Regions from separate parts of the Homo sapiens genome. Here region 1 is linked to region 2. The links are chromatin loops, found by intact Hi-C in ENCODE. Cell type or tissue: OCI-LY7. All regions are shown on one strand.

Evidence for each region. Hi-C counts contacts between places; a loop is a spot of excess contacts. Peaks named below come from ENCODE experiments on the same cell type or tissue, not always from the same donor. Only the 100,000 strongest peaks of a DNase experiment are listed, where the experiment ranks them.
Region 1: a loop joins it to region 2, with 3 times the contacts of the local background. A loop is called at or near these places in 3 of 110 quality-filtered maps.

What each region holds. Positions count from the first base shown.
Region 1 is chr3:18,760,247-18,762,746 of GRCh38, forward strand. No RefSeq gene overlaps it. Among named protein-coding and RNA genes, the nearest start is that of SATB1-AS1, 320 kb to the left of the region's middle. In OCI-LY7, no CTCF peak of the experiment used is centred here; a DNase peak (open chromatin) is centred at 1,515; H3K27ac peaks cover 688 bases.
Region 2 is chr3:18,498,075-18,500,574 of GRCh38, forward strand. The region is part of intron 4 of SATB1-AS1 (SATB1 antisense RNA 1); the gene reads left to right. Among named protein-coding and RNA genes, the nearest start is that of SATB1-AS1, 54 kb to the left of the region's middle. In OCI-LY7, no CTCF peak of the experiment used is centred here; a DNase peak (open chromatin) is centred at 1,407; H3K4me3 peaks cover 1,394 bases; H3K27ac peaks cover 1,460 bases.

The DNA.
Region 1 (2,500 bases), 260 kb after region 2:
AAAGTGAGGCTAGAAGCATTGGAGGGTTTTGAGAAGAGGACTGACATGCACAGATTTACTTTCTGTGGTATCACCCTGGTTGCTGAATTGAGAATAGAATGTAAGGGACAAGTGTGGACGTAGGCAGACTAATTAGGAGACCATTGCGATCATCACAGTGAAAGACAACTGAATCAGACTGGTAGCAGTAGAACTGATAAAAAGTGATTGGATTGTAGATATATTCTGAAAGTGGGGTCAACAAGATTTGTTGATTGAGTGTATGTATGGTGTAGAGAAGAAGAATCAAGTATAACTCCAAAACATTGTGCTTTAGCAAACAGATGGATAGAAGAGTGTGGGAGGGGCAGATTTTTTAAGAGAAAATAATGATCTGACCAGGAAGTAAGTTTTTAACATGTTAAAGTTGAGAAGATTATTAGTTATTCCAGTAGAAATGCTGAGATGACCCTGAAAATAGTGTCTCTGGATTTCAGTGGAGCGGTCTGGCTGGAGAGAGAAATTTGTTAGTTATCAGATTCTAGTCAGATGAGATCATGAAGGCAATGAGAGAAGAGCTCAGCAGAGCTGAACTTTGAGGCACTGAACATTTCAAGGTTGGGTACATGAGGAGGACCCACCAAAGGATAGGAAAACTTTGTGGCTAGTGAGGTAGAACGAAAATCAGTTGGAAGCTAAGGGAAGAAAATGCTTCAAGAAGAATAGAGAGATCAAATGTAACAAATGTTGCTGATAGATCAAGTGAGAGATAAGAAATGAGATGAGACCATTGGATTTAGAACATGGAGGTCATTTATATTCCTGACAAGAGCTTTGTTTCTATCAGGTGGTGAGAATGAACTTGGCTAGAGTGTGTTCCAAGAGAATGTGAGAAGATGAATTGGGGATTATGAGTGTAGATAATGTTTGTTTTGCTGTAAAGAGAAGGAGAGAAATGAGGTACTGGATGGAGTAGAAAGTGGGTTTGAAGAAGGTTTGTATCTATCTATCTATTTATCTAAAGACAGGGGACACAGGACACACAATAAAATTTAAACTTCAGATAAACATATATTATATATATATAATATATATATGATGATTCTGTAGACAGGAGTTGTTATTGGACAAAGATGATAAATTTCTAGAACAATTTTCTTGAGTTGACAAAGGCAGATGGGATTAAGTGCACAAGGAAAGGGAGGCTTTTCCTGGCTAAGGGGACATCACATCAGTAACAGGGAAGAAGGCAGTGACTTGACCTAGATAGAGGTAGGTGGTGGGGGTGGGAGTGGGAGTGGGAACTTGTGGAACTTCTCATCTGATTGCCTCTGTTTTCTTGACAAAATGGAAGGGAGAACAAAGGAGGAACTGTTAGATATTTGAAGAGAGCAAAGGTACAAAATCGTGACCTAGGAAAGCAGGAGGGTGACTGGGCTGGGGAAATGCAGTGTGATTGTCTGTCCACACGAAGGGCTCTCTTGTGGAGAGTGAAAAGGAATTGAAAGTGAGGCGAGTCAGCAGTCCTGTGTTTATTTCCAGCTTCATTAGTTTCATAGGTGCAGGTGAGGAACAGAGGAGAGTTGGATTTGACCAGAGTTGCATTTTTCACGTGAGTAGGCCAACGAGAGAACAGAGAAGATGAGAGCATTTGCAAAGAACTGATGCAAATGATTGGCTTCAAAACTTCAGCAGGATAAATAGTGGAGTGAGGATGTAGGGTTAAGAGGCAGTTTCAAACATGGGGTCAATGCAGCGTAGATGCCAGTACTGAATCGGGGTACTAGGGGGTATCAGCAGGGAAGATTGAAAGCAGTGAACAGAGAGAGGTGAGTTTAGAAGATATTACAACTTTTGGTAACAACAAAGTCTAAGGCCTGACTACAAGAAGAGATGACTGAAATAGTGTGGAGAAGAGTTCAAGAAAGTTAGAAAGCAAGGACTTGAAATTATCATCTTCATGGACATTGAAATCACTAAGAATTATAATAGGGATCGTTTTGTGGAAAAATGACACTCTGTCAGGAAGTAACATCTTCAAAGAACCAAGAAGGGATGGACCTGAGCCCATAGATGAATAGGGAAAGAAGAGATGATCAATAACAATCTGCTGACAGTGGATTCAGGGCTGGGTAGTGTCGGGAAGTGGGAGGCAACAAGGATTAAAGAGGATGCCTGCTTCACAGCCAGCCTAGTGGTAATGCAGAGGATGGGAAAGAAATGCGCTCAGGGGGAACCGTGTTCTCAGGAGACAGACTGGTTTCAATTTGAAAAACAAGATAGGTGAGAAGAGGTTGAAGATGTTGGAGATTTTGATGATGTCCACCAGTGAGTTTCAAAGGGCCCTGTGAAAAGGATTCAGGTAATTAAGAGAAGTCGGAATTGTGTTCTCACAGAGCTGTATGCAGATTAGAGTAGGGGACATAGGACACAGAGTGAAATTTAAACTTCAGATAAACAGTGGGTACTTCTTTGCATTTGCACCCAAGCCTGGGTCACCACCACCCCTCCCTCACCCCAT
Region 2 (2,500 bases):
AACTTAAAGCAATGTCAGGAGCTGAGATGTGGAACCTGGAAGCTAAGGAGAGCATGACAGTTTGGGCTGAAGTCCAGGTGGTCAGACAGAAATTCAGTGTGCATGTAGTTATGGGCATTCTAAGGTTAGGTTGGATTCATTTATAGGACTTTTGGGTGAGCCTAAGACACAAGATTCACATTGGCTAAACCCACTTACTATATCTTAGGATAACAAATTTTATCCTTTACATAAAGATAGTATCTTTAATTTGTTTCAAAACTATGTCTTGAGCTTCATAATGCATTGAAGAAGGGGATGAGATTAAGTTTAGAATATGCTCTATTTCCTGTTGCAGGATTTAAATTATGAATGAATGAGTGTGTGAATTAGATCTATTTATAAGTTAACTGTCTCCATCTCCTTTGTTTATAAAATAGCTTTATGTGTTGATTTCATGACAGAAAAACTCAGCCTTGAAGGTTTTCCCAACAAAACTATAACTTTCACTTAAGTTTTTCATTTTCTGACTCCCATACACCCCCAACCCACCCTCACAAACACACACACACACACACACAAGCACACATATTTTACAGTTAAGTATAAGATATCCCTCTGGAATTTCATTTTTTAGGGTTCTCTAAATTTTTTCAAGCTTCTCTCTTTTTTTAAACTTCTGTTTTTGGTTCTATTCCCAGAACCCATATACACCTCACCCAGAGTTTACCTCGAATCCACTAATTTACTGCCCTAGTCATGAAATGTAACTTATTCAATAGGTGAGGTTTTTTTTCCTCCTGAGAATCCCAAAAAGAAAAATCATGAAAATTGCATTTATTGGTCAGAATTTCCACGTTTCAAAGTTCTGATATTTTAGTATCTGATCAGGAGAGAAAAAAGTCTTTCACATGGAAATTAAATGATTTATACAAATTAGTTTGAAATTTGAGATAGAAATAAGATCATTGAAATATATTCAGAGATTTAGCCTGAAAATAACTGAGTCTTGAGGTCATCATCTGAAACAATGTGCCTTATTATTTTGAAATAATTATAAAGATGGTTCGAGTAAGCCTATAGTTCTAGAAAATTCCTTATAGAGTTACTATAAATACTGAACAGTAGTCTTTGAATCATGGGGATGAATGGGTTTCATATAAGTCATTCACAAATGGCTCAGTGGACAAATTTTATCTCAGAAAGAGAATGCCCCATAGGAGTTAAAATTATCATGGCTGAGAATTCCTAGATGATGTCACCAGAATCTGAAAACACTACTGTGGATGCAATAATGATGCTATCTGCATTTTCTGGGTCTAACTTCTGACAAGGAATCTGAGTTTTCTGGCAAGCAGAATGCACATCAGAGTACACAAGGGGCATGTCTTGGCAACTTCCACCTGAGCACACATGCACGGCTTCCTGTTTTGGTCTGATAGCTTCCCCTGGGCTTTTGTTAATGCAAAATTACCCACACAGAGATGGGTTGCCCATGCAAAAGAGTAGGTGTCTTATTTTGGGAAAGTTTGCTTCACATTATCTTTGTTGTTTTATTCTACTAACCCTATTTCCTCTTTTATTTTACACTAGCGTTTTAAATTCACTTCATTTGTCTGTGAGAAATACTTCCCCCCGCCCCCTCACTTCTTAGGCTTATTTCTCTTGTTATCTGTTTTCTTTTTCTTCTCTAGGCACTGCCTTATTACTGCTTCATTTGTTTGCAATATTAATGTCTGCTAAAATGTCTTAAGATATACAATGTTAATTCATTTGCTCAATGATTTAAAAATATTTGTGAGTCTCTCACTCCTCCACATGTACATATACCTTGGAGGTAGGACAAAGGTGCCTTAAATATTCATTGTACTTTCAGGTTTATACAGTTTGGGTTGGGAGTTATACTTTCACAAACTGTGGTACAAAAATAAAAAGTGATGGCTTCTATAAAAGGTAATGATGAAATGCTATGAGGCATTTTCTCATGTGCTTTTTGGTCATTTTGTGTGTGCGTATATATATATTCCTTTGTGAAGTGCCTGTTCAAATCTCTTGCCCATAATTTTCCACTGGATTAAAAAAATTGCATTATAGAAATTGTTACATAGTCTAGGTACAAGTCCTTTGCATGTATATATTATATGTACATACATGTGGCTTTTAAACCTATTTTCTTACGATTTTAATTTCTGTGAAGTCTACTATATCTTTATGCTTTTCCTTTAATAGTGAGTGCTTTCTGTGTCTTGTAAAAGGAATTTTTTGTTATTCTTAAGTCACTAAGATATATGCCTGTGTTTTCTTTGATGTCTAGGTCTACATAATAAATCATTAGAGAAATGTGAATTAAAACCAATGAGTTATTACTACAGAGTCACTAGAATGGCTACAACTAAAAGACTGACAATACTAAGTGTTGTTGAGGATGTGAAACAAGTGGAATCACCATACACTGATAATGAGAGTATAAAATGACAAAACGACCTAGGAATTAGTCTGGCAATTTCTCATGTAAACATAC